2 separate regions of the Mus musculus genome follow, and region 1 is linked to region 2. The links are chromatin loops, found by intact Hi-C in ENCODE. Cell type or tissue: left cerebral cortex. All regions are shown on one strand. Each heading gives the region's core, and the rest is flanking DNA. Links, peaks and the distances in the headings are about the cores only. Region 1 overlaps Ptpre (protein tyrosine phosphatase, receptor type, E). Region 2 holds the start of Ptpre (protein tyrosine phosphatase, receptor type, E).

Region 1 (2,916 bases), core at 193-2,692, 50 kb before region 2:
AAATGCATATACCACAATCCAACATATACACAGATGCATATACCACACATCTAACACACAGACACACATACACATAAATGCATATACCACAATCCAACATATACACAGATGCATATACCACACATCTAACACACAGACACACAAAGAGCTTCTCCAATAGATATTCCCCATAAAAGGTCCATTATCCACCTAAGAACAAGAGGACAATACCAGGTTGGCTTTTGTGAATGTAGTCACAACGAGGGTCTGCAAACTTCTAGCAAATTCAGCTCAGAGTAAGGGGAACACAAGCAGAGTCAATAGCAGAAGCTTCAGAGTTGGGGGAGTGTGGTTTTGTTAGCAGTGCCCAGCCACCCTTCCAGTTGGGGCGTGGCCACTGATGCACCAGCAGCTTCCTATCACCATCTGCTCCACTGGTGGATTTGAGGAGCTGCTCCCAGCTAAGCAAAAATGTGCAGGGTGTGCACTGATGATGGTGGTGATAGGGAAGTCAGTCCCCTGGGATAGAAGATGTGGGAGGAAAGATGGGCTGGCCTCAGAGGGCAGGCACCCGGTCGTGGTGGCTTAGACTGTGTGACTAGAGCACTTAGCTTGGAGTTGTGCTTCTGATTAATTCTGAAAACGCCAACCAACCCCCACAGAGCTGTGGGTGATGCAAGAATCCTCAAAGCAACTGCCTGCCACTGGCCAGCTTCGGGGACTGAGCGTACTTCTGGGGACACCCAGCAACCCAGTTCCAGAAAGCCCCAGTGTGGTGAGCTCCAGTGTGGTGAGCCCCAGTGTGGTGAGCGAGGTGTCTCTCTGGGGTTCCTCCCCTTTGCTTCTCCTGGTGGAGGCCTGTATGTGTCAGAGAGAAACATTCAGGCTCTTATGCTAGTGTGTGTGTGTGTGTGTGTGTGTGTGTGTGTGTACATGCACACACTGTGTTTGTATGAATGAGAGTGTGCATGTTGTATGTGGATATAATATGTATGTGTGGGGGTATATATGCATATGGTATATGTGTATGTGTGCATGTGATATGCATGTATATGTGCCTGTATGTGTGAGAATGTACATATTGTATGTGTATATAGCATGTGTGTATGTGGTATGTATGCATATGTGTACATTACATGTATGTGTGCATGTTCAATGTGCCTGCATGTATGAAAGTGTGCATGTTGTGTGTGCATATAGCACATGTATATGTGGTATGTGTGCATGTTGTGTACATGTATGCATATGAGTATATGGTATGTGTGTATGTATGCATGTGAGATGCATGTTCATGTGCTTACATGAATGTGCTTATGTGTGTGTGCATTCATCCATTTGTGTTTTGAATTCCTCTATAAAAAAGGCATAAGATTTCAGTTAACCTTCTGCACATTTGGGTTGAAGTTGCAAATAAAGCCAAATTTGGGGATTTCTAGGCAAGGAGAGAGAAAGAGGCATCCTCACCTACCAATGCCAGCATCCCTGGAAGGAAGGCTCTGGCTCTGCCTCCCTGGCCAGCAGCCCTGGGAACAAAGCCACGATGCTATGGAGCCCACAAGCTCTTTCATAAAGTGCTGAGGCCTGTGGCAGCAGCTCCCTCAGGTCCCAGCTCAGTGCCACTGTGACTTTCCAGCACAAATGACCCTAGAGCGACCTTCTCCTTCATAGACTCCAAGTGAAAACAATGCAGACCAGCCAGGCCTCCTGCCTCACCTAGATCTTCCAAAGTTCTAGAACCTTAGTTCTCAGGGTTGGGTTGAGACCCCTTAAGGGGGGTGGAATATCAGATTTCCTGCACATCAAATATTTACATTATGATTGATAAAGGTAGCAAAATTACAACTATGAAGTAGCAACAAAATAATTTTATGATTGGGTGGTCACTGCCACATGAAGAACTGCATTAAAGGGTCACAGCATTAGGAAGGTTGAGAACCACTGCCCTAGAGCATTTCCATGAGCCCTGCACTCACTAAACCCCACAGAAAATGGAGCCATCAAACAGAGTGGACAGCGCCCTCCCTCTTGGAATATCCCTCTTCCTCCCCCTCCCCCTCCTCCCTCCCCCTCATCCTCATCCTCCCCCTCCCCCTCCTCCCTCTTCCTCCCCCTCCTCCCTCCCCCTCCCCTCCCCCTCCCCTCCCCCTCCCCTCCCCCTCTCTTTCTCCCTTCCTCCAGGCCTCCTTCCATCCCCCATCTCTCTATGCATGTTATTAGTGTAAGGCAATAAAAGGTGAAAAGATGGACTAGCCCAGTGCAGTCTTGACTCCATTAGCCTTCCAATTTGAGTATCACAGTATCAGATCTCAGGTTAGAAGCTTTCATCAAAGGGCTGATGCAAACCTGCTATACAGTTGCTAAGGAGATATACTGCCTTTTTAGTGGGGGAATGGAAGGATAAGAATCATGGTTGCAAATCCTAACTGCTTACAGAATAAAAGTTGTCTTGGACCATATAGTACATAGTACCAGAAAAAAAGGCTTGCATTTCCTGAAAGACTAGGAATGTTCTTTCACAGGGACTAGAACAATACAAGCCTTTGTTTCACTTCAGTCAGGAAGCTCAGGACCCAACTGAGGCACAATTGCAGTCTTCTCTCTCCAGGGGAAGGGACCCAGCACTTGCTGAGTCCGAACCTGCCTGGTGTTTCCAAAGAAGTGTTTCAATTTAATGCTCTCAGCCACCCAGTTACTTTTATTATAACCTCATGGGTTATGTCACAGTGGAATGAAGCCAGGAGCAAGTTGGGGAGGCAGCATCTACCCCCAAATCCATTTAGACCAAGAATGATACAATTGGGCTCTCTTTCTCTAACATGCCTAGTGGGGGAGAACACAAATCGCCTAAATAACAGCCAGCAGGATGGAGGCTGGGCTCGTGGAAGGGGGTCATAGTGGGGGTGGGGAAGGGCAGGGTGGGGTTTCCTTCCCTCTCTA
Region 2 (2,916 bases), core at 193-2,692:
CACCTGGCCTTTTGTTTCCCCAGGACCTTGAACTTGCACTGAGAGACCCAGCCTTTTGTCCATGTCCTGAAAGCTGAGGGACCTTGGCAGCCACCAGCAACCTACTGTTTCATGCCCCCTTTGGCTTAGTCCCTCAGCTTTGGAAAAACATTCCCACCCCCATTTCCCAGCTCCACTTTAACTAAGCATAGGTTTTTACATTGTAGGAAAATAAATGCATAAACATTGTTGCAAAGGTGTCCAGGCACCTTGGGTCACGAGGCACTTAGGTGCAAGGACATTAGTGACTAGGCAAGAGACACAATCATTTCTAGAACACATGAGCACCCTTTGCTGGTCTTCCTTCAAACTCTCCGACACAGTCAAGGCTCCATTTTCTTCCTGTAGTTGCTGAGGTTCCAACACTTACAGAGTCGTTATAAATCAATATAAACCTACAGGCATCACACTCTAACCTCTCTAGAACAATACTTCATGACTGAAAGGAATTTAGGTCAGATCCAGTCCCTAGTCCTCAGGCTTGGCTCTACCTCATCACCCTGTGGGTCTCCAAGCCTTCCCCAGATGGTCCCAGGAAGCACCAAGATGGGTACCGCTGGCCTTTGGCTTCAGGACCTCCTCAGGTCCCCCTACGGACTGCAATTCGTGGCGTCATACCTGAGCTACCTGCCAGGTTCCACCTTGACCCTGAATCCCCAACTGACGCCTGCCGGGGAAGGCTCCCGGCCCTAGACCGGGCGCCAGCATCCCCGCAGCGCCCCCGCTGCGCCGGGAGTTGGCGCAACTCGAGTCACTTTCTGGAAAAGCTCCAGTCTTAAGCCCTGCGTGCGCAGCCCCCAACACACCGGTTGGAACCCACTCCCGTTTCCACTGCGTTCACACACATCCCCAGGTTGTTGTCCTCTTCCTACAGTCGCCACCCACAGACACACGCCCTCTGTGTAGCTATTCACCGAGAGAGCTGCCTAGGTGGTAGCCAAGTTCGGACCGCGTCTCGAGCAGGTAGCTGGGGTCGCAGGGTCTACAGTCGCTAGCATCCTGTACACTAGGAGGATGGCAAGGACCTGGCTCGGACGCAGCTCCCGTACAACGACCCGTTTCTCCCTGGCAGTGGCCCAGGATATCCCGGTCTGCTCAATGTGCACGGGGAGCACGGCCATCTCCGGACGTACTGCCACCCACCCTCACCGCGCCACTCACCTCCCAGGGACCGGTGCTGTAGCCCCGATCGCTCCGCCGCGGCGACTCCGCATCTCCCGGGCGCCCGCCCGACGCGCTCCGCTCCGGGGCGTCCGCTGTCCCCGCCGGCGCGAGGGAGGGTCGTGGGGACGCGCGTAGGCAGTGAGGTACCTGCGCCGCCGGTGACTTCTCTCGCAGCCCGCAGTCCGTAGCCCGTAGCCTGTAGCCCGCAGCCCGTAGCCCGCAGCCGGCAGCCCTCAGCCCTACAGGAGAGCAGGAAATCTGTCTGGCCCGGTCCGGCCGCCTCCAGCTCTGGGCTAGGGCTCCGGCTCCGGCTCCAGCTCCAGCTCCGCGGCGGGGGCGGGGCCGTGGAGCTGCGAGGGGCGACGGCGACGCCTGGTGCCTGGCTCTGGGAGCGCACCGCGGGCGCTCACCCTCCTGGAGCTTTGGCCTTTACACTGGGAGGATGCAGGAACATGCCCTCTCTCCTGGCACTCTGACTGGACACTCTATCAGGGAGGATCCTAAAAGGTGATGGCACTCAGACGAGCCATAGAGAAAACTCAACGTCCCTTCTATTTAGCCTTAGCTCTGGACACCACAAAGTAGTGTGGCACTTAAGGTTTCGCAACTGGTAAAGCAGGGCTGGGACCCGTGGTAACAGCCCTGCTTCAGAGAAGTCGGCAGAGCTGAGAAATGTTAGACACTCCCTCCCAGAAAAAGAGTGTGCGGGCGCCCCATGGTGGGTGCTGGGGGTATACAATTAGTAAGAAATGTCTGGCAAAATTAAACACACATGGAGCAGAGCGCAGTACAGGGACCAGATCTGCTGCTCTGGGGAATTATTTCATAGTGGTTTAGTTTGGACTATAAACGAAGTCCAGCTTGACACAACCTAGAATTGAGACTCATGGGGAAATCATCTAGATCAGGTTGGGCTTCAGACATGCCCATTGGAGGTTGTTTGGATTGTTAATTGATAAAGGGAATCTCATTCCACTGTGGGCAGCACCATTCCCTAAGACCGGGGTCCTGAACAGTATAAGGGAGAAGGCTAAATGGCATTGGGCACGCAAGGGTGGGTTTAATCCATTTGCTCTTGACTTTGTAGGTGATGTCTGAAGTTTCCTTCTGGACTTCCCTGAAATAGTGAACTGTAGCTTGAAGTTGTGAATCAAAGAAATCCTCTCTTCCAGAGTTTACTCCCCCCCCCCCCGATATTTTTTCTCAGCAACAGAAATAAAACATCCTGACTGGAAGGCAGAAAGCACAACAAAGCCATGGTGTCTATCTTGGTTCTGAACCTGTTTGGTTGGGCCAGGGCATAGCCTCATGGGGATGCTGTTTCTGTGTTGGGGACCTTGCTTGCAGAGCTTATAAATGAAGGAGGGAATAAGTAAATGAATGGCAAGAAAGGCATGCGTGGGATATTACCTCACCCTTCAGTTTACTGCTGTTAGAGCTGCAGAGCCAAGCTGACTTATAAGGTGACAGTTTCAAAGGGCCATCAGTCAACTCCTAAGTTGGCTGGAGCCTGTACTGGACAGAGCTGTAGACTGGAAGCCTGAAGAACTGTGGAACCCTCCAGAATGCTAAGAATGCTCTTCCTTGCCCATGTTCCAGGACCCAAGCTCAGGTCTTCCTTCTCTGCCCCACGCACCTCTGTCTCTGAAGACCTGAATTGGGAAATTGGGTCTTCTTCCTTTCCTGCCTCACTCACCCCTGCTTCCGGGGGCT

What was found. A loop is a pair of places that touch in the nucleus more often than their neighbours do. Peaks named below come from ENCODE experiments on the same cell type or tissue, not always from the same donor. Only the 100,000 strongest peaks of a DNase experiment are listed, where the experiment ranks them.
Region 1: a loop joins it to region 2, with 2.2 times the contacts of the local background. A loop is called at or near these places in 4 of 42 quality-filtered maps.

The regions. Positions count from the first base shown.
Region 1 is chr7:135,586,610-135,589,525 of GRCm38, reverse strand. The region is part of intron 1 of Ptpre (protein tyrosine phosphatase, receptor type, E); the gene reads right to left. Among named protein-coding and RNA genes, the nearest start is that of Mir1962, 22 kb to the right of the region's middle. In left cerebral cortex, for the core only: no CTCF peak of the experiment used is centred there; DNase peaks (open chromatin) are centred at 469 and 1,505.
Region 2 is chr7:135,536,401-135,539,316 of GRCm38, reverse strand. Ptpre (protein tyrosine phosphatase, receptor type, E) reads right to left here and starts at 1,493. Exons shown (of 21, transcript NM_011212.3): 1 at 1,201-1,493. In left cerebral cortex, for the core only: CTCF peaks have their summits at 743 and 1,600; DNase peaks (open chromatin) are centred at 836, 1,562 and 1,849; H3K4me3 peaks cover 1,428 bases; H3K27ac peaks cover 1,006 bases.